Regions from separate parts of the Mus musculus genome. Here region 1 is linked to region 2. A link is a contact called in ENCODE Hi-C or POLR2A ChIA-PET data. All regions are on one chromosome and are shown on one strand. The core of a region is the stretch at or near the end of the contact, and the rest is flanking DNA. Distances in the headings are between cores, read along the strand shown.

What was found. A loop is a pair of places that touch in the nucleus more often than their neighbours do. ChIA-PET counts read pairs that join two places held with the same protein, here RNA polymerase II (POLR2A).
Region 1: POLR2A ChIA-PET joins it to region 2 with 10 read pairs in embryonic stem cell. The contact joins the promoter of Epop here to the enhancer-like site in region 2. A Hi-C loop is called at or near these places in 5 of 37 maps with a recorded cell type or tissue (Patski, left cerebral cortex and mouse trophoblast stem cell). POLR2A ChIA-PET finds 5 or more read pairs at or near these places in 3 of 5 experiments (Patski and embryonic stem cell).

The regions. Positions count from the first base shown.
Region 1 is chr11:97,626,469-97,632,446 of GRCm38, reverse strand. It overlaps Epop (elongin BC and polycomb repressive complex 2 associated protein), which reads left to right and starts at 2,731. Exons shown (of 1, transcript NM_175332.3): 1 at 2,731-5,060. The coding sequence starts at 3,166. The coding sequence ends at 4,275.
Region 2 is chr11:97,509,520-97,515,780 of GRCm38, reverse strand. It overlaps Srcin1 (SRC kinase signaling inhibitor 1), which reads left to right. Exons shown (of 20, transcript NM_018873.2): 20 at 3,133-6,261. The coding sequence ends at 3,267. Among named protein-coding and RNA genes, the nearest start is that of 4933428G20Rik, 12 kb to the right of the region's middle. Within about 2 kb of position 3,755, at least 2 of the 3 ENCODE cell types and tissues checked have a DNase peak (open chromatin) inside an H3K27ac peak, as active enhancers do.

The DNA of each region.
Region 1 (5,978 bases), core at 1,482-3,981, 120 kb before region 2:
ATCTTAAAAAAAATAATGCTGGGAAGTTCGGCCTGGAAGGCTAGGACAGTTCAAGGAAAAAGTTTACCCTGGGAGATCCTGGGAGGCCCCTCCCTTCAAAATCCCTGAACATGCTCCCTTCTCCCTTGGTTAAGAACTAGATGGGCTTCGAAGGAGAACTGTCTTCTGGGCTAGCCACCTCCCCCCCCCCCCAAGGGCCTTTCCTATTTCTTTTGTCCTTCCCTCTGGAGTGGCGTCAAACAGTTCCTCGCACCCAGCTTGTGTCTGTAGGGGAAGCAGCCACCCATCCTGTGGTAGGCGGAGGATGGGGGCGAGTGCCCTCTACTGTTCACTGTGGGAAGTGCAGCAGTTGGGTCGGCCCACGTGAGGGGATTGGTGCTGGGAAACTTCGCGTTCAGCCCTGCTGTTGATATTGTGAGAAAAGCACAGTTGTCCCATTTTCTGAAAGGGACGTTGAGACACAGCGTATCTGGGCAATCATAGCCGCCCCCACCAAGTCTTCTGAAAAAGATGGTACCTTGACGTCGGGTCATTTCAACTGTGGCATATACCCATTCCCCACAGTGTTTTTAACTGCTTCCATGTATTCCGGGAAGGGAAGGTGGAGGGAATTTCTCCTCCAGGGGAGAACTCTTTAACCGTGTTGACCCCTTCATTAAAACCCTTATCTCAGGGTTGGGGAGCTGGCAGCTTTGGAGTGGGAGAAGGGAGAAGCCTGGGAGCTGCATTGTTATATAATTTTCCCTGATTTATTCACACAGAGATCCACACCGTGCTGGGTGCAGGGCTGCAAATTCGAGAGACACCAGAAAACGGGGAAGAGAAAGGAGCCTCCCAGGCCAAGCTCCTGCAGTGGGCCAAGGCTGATCTCAGACATCTGTCACAGAACCTAGAGAAGAGCATGGAGTTAGATGTCTCTCTCTCTAAGCCAAAAACATCCTGCTAAGGCTTCCAACCCCCTCCCTAGTGCAGATCACCCACCTTCTATAATGTCTTCCAGATAGAGAGAGAGAGATTAAAGTAGGGTGAGGGCTCTATGGGCAAAGGAGCCTGGAGGTTAGATCCAGTTCAAACATGTGACCTGGCAGGACCCCAGAGGGACCCACCCACTTCATGACAGCTGTTCCTTAGAGGAAACCTGGGGTAGGGGAAGTGGGAGATCAGAATATTGAACCCTCTTCATCAGTAAGTCCCACTTTGAAGCTTTACCTTGGGTCTCTGCCAAGGAAAGGGTGTGTGTGTGGGGGGGGGGGGGGCCCATCCTCCCATCCCTTTCTTCTCAGGTCTTGTTTGATGTTATTTAGAAAAACAGTGTGTCTATTGTCACCGCTGGGAGGATGAGGATGCAAGCTGCATCATTTGTCCTGGTACAGAAAAAGCGATTGTACATGTTAAGTGTAGCACTCGGGAGGGTGAAGCCAGACGCTGGAGTTCCAGGCCACATGGTGGGTGAGACCCTATCAGCGAGGGAGGGAGAGCTTTCTTTTGCCCTGGCTCAGAAGAAAAATCTGTATCCCTCAGTCTCATCCTACCCCTAGTCCAAGCCAACATATAAATCTCGTGTACTTCTGCAGATGAAAAGCAGCTGTTTCTAACCTGATTTTAGGATGACGATGAATAGCCCAAAGACTCACAAATGTTTATTGTGCCGTTTGGGCAGTAGGGATATAGCAGTGATCAAGACTGGATGCTCTACTGGCCGCTGGGCTCGACTGTGCAGCCAGGGCACCAGCTCTTTCTAGACTCCGAGGAGAGGTCAGCACTAAGGAACAAGCCAGTTTCACAAATGAGCAGGCTGTGTAGGAACTAGAGGGGAAGAGATGTGAGAGATGTGTACATTATCAGAGCATGTTCTGGAAATTATTCACTTTTTGTTTGTGGATGGAGAGTAAGGTTTTTGGTCTTTTCCACCCATTCAGGTCGCTCAGGATCCAGATGGTCGAGTCCTGGGATCTGGAGGCTCCCAACGGTGCCAGCGCGTTGGAATTCCGTTAAGATGTGGGGCACTTCCATACTTCACCAAGAAAAGGAAACAAGTACGGAGAGAAAGTCAGCTTATTGTCTTCCGTGGGTGTGTCGAAGCTCCCCTTTCTCCAAATTTATTTTTTTCTTTTATGAATCTTGCACATATATAGCGAATTCCTAATCATTCACTCTACAAGCGTTTTTGTTTGCTTTTGAGTTCCCGAGTGCCAGGCCCCTGTTCTACCGGCCCTGAGCAAAGACCACAGGACACTCTTAGCAAGCGACTCCTTGCTACACCAAGCTCTTAAGCCACCGACGCTCGGCTTCATCTTTTTCCTCTACGTTGGTTTTGAGTTTGTCTCTCTGAATTCACGGAGCACCATTTTCTTCCAAAGGGCTGAAACAAACTTTCCCATTTTACAGATGCGGAAAAACCGCGACTTCTACTGGGTAAACAAGTGACTGGACCTGCGACCAGCTAAAACGATCCCAGGCCATCAACAGGCCACCAGGAGCCGTGCGTCTGGCCCCTCGCACTTCCACCCGCGCGCGCCTAGATCCACGCGTCCCTGCTCTCCGCCCTCCAGCCCAGCAGCTCCGGGTCCACGTGTGTGTGTCTGTGTGCGGAATGGGGACGGGGGCCGTGCCGCCAGAGGGGTGGGGTCTACGTGACGTCAGAGCAGCAGCGCCCAATCAGAGGCGGGCTCGCAGCCGCGGCGCTGGTATTGGGGCAGCGAGGGGGCAGTTCTCTATAACGCGGTCTCCGGAGCCAGCGGGGAAGAAAGAAGCTGAGAGGGCGGAAGGCGCCCTCCCCGCCGCTGGGCCCGGGCACCGGGCGCCGGGCCGGGGTCCTTCCCGCCGGCGGCGAGCGCCGGCTGCTTTGTTTGCCCCCGCCTCGGCGTTGAGGGGTGATCGTGCCGGGCATTGCGCCGGGAACGCGGCGGCAGGAAGCGCGACCGATCGCACCGGGGACGCGCGGGGACCCAGGAGTCCGGCCGCGGCGAGGGCCGCGTGACGATACCGAGGAGAGAGCCGGAGCGCCGCCGCGGGCTCTTGGTGGTGGGCCCCGGACGCCCGTGAGCACAGACCTCCCCGTCGACGGGGGGCGATGTTCCCCTGGCCCGCAGGCTCTTCGGGCCGCCGGGGTATCCCGCCGTTGGGACCAGGGCCCCCGCAGTGGGCGACCCCCAAGGCTGCTCCATGGAGACTCTGTGTCCTCCTCCCCGCCTGGCAGTGCCCGCTTCCCCGCGGGGGTCTCCCTGCTCGCCTACGCCCCTGAAGCCGCGTCGGGGGACCCCAGAGTTCTCCCCACTGTGCCTGCGTGCCCTCGCCTTCTGCGCCCTTGCCAAACCCCGGCCGTCCTCCCTGGGCCTGGGGCCTGGAGAGCTGGCGCCGCGGACCCCGGTGCTGCTGGGCCCCCCGGCCTCGCCATGCACAGGAGGCTGGGCCGCGGACGGCCTGAAGCACCTCGGGGGACAGGCCGGGCGGCCGAGCGACGTGAGCTCCCCGGCCCGCGAGGATGCAGACGTCGCGGTGTGCCCAGGCGGTGGAGAGGAGGAAGAGGGCGGAGGCGGCTTCCCGCACTTCGGCGCTGGTTCCTGCGCACCTCCGGGCCGCTGCCCTGCTCCCCTGCGTCCTCAGGACTCTCCGACCAACCCCGCCTGGTCCCCGCCCAGGCCAGCCCGGGGTCTTGATGCAGCTAGCAGTCCGCCCCTTGAGCCCGGCTCCCCGCCTCCGTCGCCACCTGCGGGCCTCTCCCCGGAGCCTGCGCCTTCCGAGCAGCCTGTGCCGGCCTCCGAGGCTCCAGGGGGTGGAGACCCTGCGCCGACCGCGCCTGAGGCACCCGCGCTCAGCCCCTCGACGGCAGACGCAGCACCGGACCCGCCCCGCGATCTCCGCCAGGAACATTTCAACCGCCTGATCCGCCGCTCGAAACTTTGGTGTTACGCGAAGGGGTTCGCCCTGGACACTCCAAGTTTGCGCCGAGGGCCCGAACGGCCCGCGGCCAAAGCCCGTGGAGCAGCCAAGAAACGACGGCGGCCAGCGCCGCCCCCGCCCAGTGTGCAGCCACGGCGGCCCGTCCCGACGCTTCCTACATCGAGCACCTTCAGCCTCCTTGACTGCTTCCCCTGTCCCCCAGCTCTGGTGGTGGAAGAGAACGGAGACCTAGGGCCGGCTTCCTCGCTTCGCCTCCAGGGAGACGCCAAGCCGCCGCCTGCCCACCCGCTGTGGAAGTGGCAGATGGGAGGACCCGCTGTCCCTGAGCCCCCGGGTCTCAAATCCTGGTGGGTCAACTTGGAAGAACTATGAGCGTCGGACCTCTTCTACCCGGGGGCAAGTTGGGTTCCCCGGACAGACTGAGGGCTCCAGGAGGGAGCATCGATTCTGAAATTTGGCTGATCTTTGCTTTGCATTTTATGGGCTGTGGCCCGCGGGACCTCAAATGACAGTGATCTTCAAGCACCCGAGAGGTCCGGCTGATGCTCTTTCTACTCATCTTTGTGGAAGATCCAAGGACTGGCGTCCGGGAAAGCCTGCAGAAAGCTTAGTGACCATCTCCGTCCTCCCTGCGGGCGGGCAGAGCCTTCACCGCAGGGGAGCACAGCGGCTAAGGCCCGAAGACCAAAAGAAAGGGACAGAGGGACGGACCTTGGTGATGGACAAACCGGTTGTTTCCATGTTTGAATGAGGGTCAGTTTAGCGGTGTGGGGGCTGTGGTTGGGGTTTGAAGGTGATTGACAGCTCCCTGGGGGCATCCCCCACCCCCCACTGCCCAGACCTTTAACCCTTTACACCTCCCTCTTTTCTCTCCGTAGTCCTCCCCCTCCCCAAGTTCAGGTGATTTTCCCTTGTCAAGATCTTCAGTCCCAGCCAGCAGACTTTACCCTTTTGTCCAGTTTTGGAGTTTCCCTTTGCCGGAAGGTTGGATGAAGGAAAGAGACCTCCAGCCTCAGCGTTCTCCTCACATTCTGAGAGGAAAGGAGGAAGAGGGCCATGCTGTGTGGCCCAAGGCTGGCTTTGCCCGGGGAAGGAGCCAAAAACTCCCGGGGAAAATGATGGAAGATGGAATAAATCAATAAAATCAGACCAAACAAGTCTTTCGAGGTCCTTGCCTCCGATTTATGAATGGGATGGGGGCGGGTGGGTAGGTAGAAGGCTAATTTGAAAGCATACTAAAGACACCCAACACGGGTGGGTACAAAACAGACTGGAGGAAGGCAAGTGAAAGCGGTCTCTGGGGCGTGGAGGGAACCTGTGCTGGGCGAGCTACCTTAAACCTTTCTTGGCCTCAGGCATTTAGGGAGTTGACAGGGATCTGATGGATCAGAAGGGGGCAGGGCCTGGGGGATTAGGTTTGGGGTCAGAGGTTCTGTTTTCCGGACTGAGAGGAGCTAGGCCTGGACCACGCCCCAGTCAGGACTGACTCCTTTAGTCAGAAGGGTGGAGTGGCTTTCTCTACACCGAGTGATCAGGTTCAGGGTAGGTGAGTTATGCTGCGAGCACGTGCTTTTGAGAGCTGCCGGCTACTGAGGGCTCTAATGGCCCTTGTGTCTACCTGATGCAAGTGTTCCCACGTGACACTGGGAAGGACGTGTGTTTGTGTGTTTCTCTCTCTTTTTTTTTTTTGGTGACCATGCTTTGTAAAAATGTTTATCGTTTGCACAGAGTAAATTCTTGGGGAGAAACTCTTGGACCTCAAAAGTCTTTTCAGAGCTCTCCCCTTTCCCCGGGGTGGGGGGCGAAGAGGGAAGGGATGGGGTGGGTGGGCGCTTTGGCTCTTTTTTCCTTAACATCTGGCCTTTATGAACCCGGTTGACCTACCCTCCCCCCTCCAGCTGTGTCCTGGGGAGGGGGAAGGAGGAGGGGAAGAGTGCTATCCATTCCGATGGGGCAAAGGTATCCGTCATCTCCCTCCCACCCTAGCCCTTGCGTCACCCCCAGCCCCCACCCCCGCAGGAGGGAAACGGGAGATTTTGGGGAGTGGGGAGAAAACCCCGGAAAAAAAATCAATT
Region 2 (6,261 bases), core at 2,506-5,005:
GGATGGATGGTCACCAGAAATGACCTGGCTAAGGCAATCAGCTGGGTGTGAGACTCCATCTTGACTTAACCCCATTTGGAACTGTGGGTCAGGGCCTGAAGGGAGAGCAGATGTGCCATGGTCTAGCGGCATGCCGCCATGGCCCCTGGGTCCATGAGTATCCCACTTCTCCCAGACGAGAGCAGAGTCTCCCTGAGGCTTCTGTTTCATCACAGAGCTGGGGAAGTTCTGCTTTCTCTTATCAGAATCAAGACCCATGGTGTGTATAGGGAGGACTTGGACAGATGGCTCAGTGGTGAAGAGCAATTGCTACTCTTACAGAGGACCCCCGTTCAGTTCCCAGCACCCACACAGTGGCTCACACCCACCTGTGGCTCCAATTGCAGGGGATCTGATACCCTCTTCTGAATTCCATAGTACCGGGCATGAATGTGATGCACAGACATACATGCTGGCAAAACACACATACACATAAAATAAATACATCTTAAAAACAAAACAGAAAGAAACCAAACCACCCATCGGCAGGTGAGGTGACATGGAAGTGACAGAAACCCCCCAGACCAGGGACTCTGGGCAGCATAGAGTTGCCTTACCTGTTCCCTTTGCTTCAGCAAATCTTGTATGGAGCTACAGCCAGGGAGTCCCCAGATGAAATGGAAGCTGGCTTTTTGCTTGTTTTGTTTTGTTTTTTTCAAGACAGGGTTTCTCTGTGTGTAGGCTGTCCTGGGACTAACTCTGTAGACCAGGCTGGCCTGGAACTCACAGAGATCCACCTGCCTCTGCCTCCTGAGTGCTGGGATTAAAGGCGTGTGCTACCACTGCCCATCTTAATATTTCATTCATGTACATGTGTGTGAGCCTGAGTGAGCGAATATGCACCCGTCAGCACATGTGTGCAGGAGAGGGCATGAGACCCCTCAGGCTAGAGTTACAGGTGGTTGTGAGTAGCCATGTGGGTGCTGGGAACTGAACCTAGGTCCTCTGCAAGAGCAGCAAGCACTCTTAATCACTGAGCCATCTTTCCAGCTCAGAGAAATAACTAAGTGGAAGACCCTAAGGTGGTAGCAGAAGGGATGGGGTGGGGGCAGCAGGCTGAACCCAAAGCGAGTGGCAGAGGACACTTAGTCACCTGTGTTATGAGTTTATCCCCAGGCCCAGGTACTCCTGTTGTCGAGGGCGAGCACGGGTCACCCCTGGCCCGTGGCGATGGACACAGAATGCCGTGGGGTAGGATGCTGACTGATGACGTGGATCACAGTAGAGGAGATACTACTCAATCCACATGCTTGCTTGAGGCTCTCCTGAAGGGGAGGCACTGGCTGCCAGCCGCAGCTCGGGAAAGCCTATACAAATATCAGATGGGCCACTTGATGCCTGCTTGATCTCAGGAACCTCAGGGGGGGCGGGTCACTGAGGCCACACAGTTGTTTTCTTCTTCTTCTTCTTCTTCTTCTTCTTCTTCTTCTTCTTCTTCTTCTTCTTCTTCTTCTTCTTCTTCTTCTTCTTCTTCTTCTTCTTCTTTCTTCTTCTTCTTTCCCTCCTCCTCCCCCTCCTCCCCCTCCTCCCCCTCCTCCCCCTCCTCCCTCTCCTCCTCCTTCTTTTGTGTAGTCTTGGCTGTCACCTGGAACTCACTCTGTAGACCAGGCTGGCCTTGAACTCAAGAGATCCATCTACTTCTGCCTCCTGAGTGCTGGGATTAAAGGCGTGCACCACCACTGCTCGGCTCCCTCTTTTTCTTTAACATGGCTTTTGTTGTTTATTTGGTTTGGTTTGTTGAGACAGAGTCTCACTAAGTAGCCCAAAGCTGGGCTGGAATCAGCCTTAGATTTTCCAGAATTACAAGCATCACGACAACAGGATTTTTGCTTTGCTTTGTTTTATTATTTTCCATTTTATGTGAGTTGCTGTTTTTCCTGCATGTATGTCTGTGTGACGGTGTCAGGTACTTTAGAGCTAGAGTTTCAGGCAGTTGTGAGCTGCTGTGTGGGTGGTGAGAATTGAACCCGGGTCCTCTGGAAGAGCAGTCAGTACTCCTAACCGCTGAGCCATCTCTCCAGCCTTTGTTCTGGTTTTTTTATTGTTTTTTTAAAATCAAGGCTGTTTATTCATTTATCACACTGATAGCTAAACTCTAGGTGAGTCCCTGGTCACAGCTACAGACTTCGAGGCTGCCTGACTTGTGTGTCATCATTCCCCAGTGGTGACACCTGCTTAAAATGCACAGTCCCACCCCAAAAGTAGAGATGACTCTGGAAGGACTCCCTGGAATGTGACACATGCCACAGAATGTACCCTGGAGATGACACAGGTGGTTCTTAAGCCATACCTTGGAGGCCATGGCCCAAAGAACAAACCTGGGGGACAAATATAAAAGAAGTAAGGAGAGTGTTGTGCACGCGTGAGCACAGGGCATTCTGACTGGGAGGCAAACCTGGAGCACGGCTTGTGCCTCAGAGAATGGTCTCCAGCTACCTTAGGGGCACTTGGGACTGGGATGGGGGAGGGGCATGAACAGGGAGGGCCACAGTGGGGATCCCTGAACTGGGAGGGATGCTGGTGGTGGCAGGTGGCTACTCCCAGTTCCCAGATGGGGCTAGCTCATTCCAGCTTAGACCAGGGGCCTTCTGGTGAGGACTGGTCTCCCACAGAGGTCAGAGGCAGGACTTTTACTGCTGGGCTGAGCTACTGACCCCATCTGCCCTGGCTTTAGATGCATCCCTGTTGCTACTAACCATACACTTCTTCTCCCTCCCTCACCCCCCCTCCCACCCCCTGTCCCCTCTGCCTGTCCTGGGCTGGGTCTCTCTGGTGTCTCTTCTGTCTTCTGTCTTTCCTCTCTCAGTAACCATGGACTGAACCCCCCCTCCCCACTCTGCTTTCCAGGCCTTTGATCCAACCCCATGGCTCCCCTCAACCTTCTTTGTGCCCTGACGACACACTTCCCCACCCTGTCCCCCCCAGTTCAGAGGAGCACTCTCTCCAGCTGCCCCGCCCCCTCTGGTTCTCGCTTTTGCAGTTAATTGTCTCTTGGACTTGTGGAGTTTCCCCATTTTTCAACACTTCAGCCAGGAGCCAGCATGAAGGCTCTCCTTTGCTCTCTCTGACCCCTGACCCCTGTTTTTGTTCCAGGCCACTAAACCATCTAAAGAGGTGAGCGGTCCGAATGAGACCTCAAGCCCCGGCTCAGAAAAGCCCTCTGGTTCCAGAACCTCCATCCCTGTATTGACTTCCTTTGGGGCAAGGAATTCTTCCATCTCCTTCTAGAAGCCCCTCATGCCACCACCCCAGCCCGCCCCTCCCATACTCCCGCCATCCGTCCCTCCTTCCTTTCATGCCCGCTCTACCCTGCCCACTCTCACGCCTGAAAGGTTGCAGGGGGCATGGCCCTTTGCCCTCTCATCTCCTCTTGGTGTTTTTGGTTTTTTAAGCGATTTCCTTTAATTATCTTTCTTTTCCTTTTTTTCTTTTTTAAAGAGCAAATGAGAAAGCTAAAAACCAAACACACCAACTTCCCCTGACTTCCGGTTCCCTAGCGGCCTCTGCTCCGCCCACTTCCTGTCATCTTCTTCCCCTCTGCTCTTTCACCCTCCTCCCCTCCCCTCCCCCCAAGTCCATCCAAAGTTCCCACCTCCTCTAACTTCCCAAGAACACTTGGAACAAACTCTGAGCCACGGAGACTTGGAGCGGAGCGAGGCCCCCCTCCCGTTACTGGGTTCCTTCCTGGAGGAACAGATGGACAAGGACTGACCCAGCATCAGGCTGGACAATGGACAAGGGAGACCCTGGCCTTGGAGACGCCCACTGTCTGTCCAGCCTTCGAAGAGACAGAACTCTGCTGCTGGCCTGTGGTTTTTCTTTCAAACCAGGGTGGGCCTGGAAGCAGGCCTAGCTGGAGGGGATCCCCAGAGAAGAGGCCAAGGCTGGGTGTGAGGAGGGAAAGGGGGGACACTAGGTGCCAGGGGAGAAGCCGGCTCGCTGCTGCTCAGTGTCCGGCTGGTGCTAGCAACAGATGGAAGGAGGTCTCCAGGACACCTGTTATGGAAGGTGCTTCTGGGGACAGCCTGCCCCTGGGGATCTGCCTTGGGAGAGGGCAGTTCTGAGAGGGGCATCTGGTACTTTTAGTTCCCTAATTTAGCACTTTAAATGCCATTAACTTATTTTATGGGGGTGGGGTGGGGAAGATGGAAGGGCCTAGAAACATGTTTGGAGGGTGGGAAGGGTCTGGTTTGAGGGATACAGGGAGACGGGACGGGTGGGTGCAGTAAAGTCTCTGACCCCTAGAGGGCGCAACTTGACCTTCAGCCAGCCTCTATGATTTGAGGGTTTTCAGGGAAGGCATGAGATGCGACGACTTGCCGGTGGGGATCTGGTGACCACTTGTCAGGTGTTTGAGGGTCCCCAAGGCAGAAGAGCCAGTTAGTACTCCAGTCTGGATACCTTGCAGGGGTCCTGCACAGGACAGACTGGCTTTGAATGGGTCCAGGAGTCTAAGGGAGAGGCTGACTTGGTTCTGGCCTGGCCCCCAGCCGCTACAGTGGGGCCAGAGCAAGAAGGAAGAAGATCGGGAAGGTGGAGGGGCTTCCCTTTGGAGCACAAAGCATGTAAGCACAGAGGTGTGGTCTTGGGACCAGTCCCACAGTAGCACAGAGAGGAGCCATTGAAGGGACAGAACCCCAGGACCCTGGCGCCCAGCAGGGGAAAGCCAAGCGGCAGCTGTTGAGGGTTTGGGTTGGGAGGGAAAACTGGGTTGTGTTTCCTTTCTTTGATTTTGTTTATTTTTATTTCTATTTTTGTTTTGTTAGTTTGCTCTTGTTTTCTAGCTTTGGGTCATTTTTGTACTAAGGCAAGCAAGCCTTTTTGAAAAATAACAAAAGAAGAAGAAAAAAATCCCTCCCAGAAAAAAAAACAAAAACAAAAAACAAAACAAAAAACAAAAAAACCTAAAAAAAATAGAAAAAAAAAAAGGACCTCACAATGATGCAATTACTTTTAATTGCAAGCAACTCTTTACATTTAAGTGAAGTGTCTTAACATTTTATATTGTTTTAAAAATATATTTACATATTATATATATATAATATACGTAATATAAATATATATAAATATTTAAAAAAGAAAAAAAAAAAAAGAAAACCACAGCACACTCTCCCTGGCCACTGTCTGGCAGGGGAGGGGCTGGGGACAGGCGTGTGGCCTGGTTTCTGTAGTCCCTGTGGAGCAGTTTGGTTTGATTTGGCTGTACAGAGACCCCTGGCTTGGGAGGGGAGGGGGAGGGGCCCCTCCACTCCATTTCTCTTTGCTTGCTACTCTTTGCTTGCCCCCACACCCGCTCAGCCCTGAGACCTGAGTGTGCGCCCCTCCGTCATTGTCCTGAGTTGAGTGTCCTTTGTGGAGAGACAGGGAGGTGGAAGAAGTGACTATTCATGCAGGGGCTGCCCCACGAGCTCAGGCAAGGCCCCCGTGGGCTTTGCGTAGTTCTAGTTCTTCAATTTGGTTACTGCGCGAGTGTGTCCTGGAAGGAATTTGTATGGGATTGTGTGCAGCCTCTGTGTGTGTGTGCACACGCTGGCACAAGCCTACATAACTTGTGTGTGCACATGCATGGGTTGTGTGTGCATAGGCAAAACGTGATATTGTATGTGTGAAGCCTTGTACATGTATGTGAATGTGACCTGCCTGGTATCAACATGATTGTGTGAGGAGAGCCTTGGGAGTAAGGACGTGTGTGATGTGTGTGGACACGCCTGGCTGTTCACGTGAGGACCACATAGGGATGGGTTTAGATAACGTCAGCTGTGGGTATGGTTGTATGCAGGTGCAGGCAGGCGTGTGAGAGGGTCTCTGTGTGTGAGAGTACTCGTGTGCATGTGTGTGTTCCATCATCCCTGCACCACTCGCCCGGCACCCCTCCCAAGCTCCCCACCCCACCTGTCTTCTCAAAGCCCACAGCACGTCAATCCCCGCCCCCACCCCCAGCTGCATGCGCCTCGCCGCTATCCATCAGTGTGTGCTTGACAAGAGAAACTGCCACATCGGGGGACCCTGTACCTGGTCCCCTCACCCCTGCCCGCTGTGCTGTGATACTCGCATGGGGGGTTCTCTCTGGCCCCTTCCACAATATACTCTTTTCCCCAGGGGCCTCGGGCAAAGGCTCTGAGTGAGGTCCCAAGTGGGGCCCCCCAAGGCCAGCCCGGCTCCACACCCACCCGTCCACCCTGTAGGGCCTGTGTTGGTGTAGAAGTGATGGCGTCTGTGGAT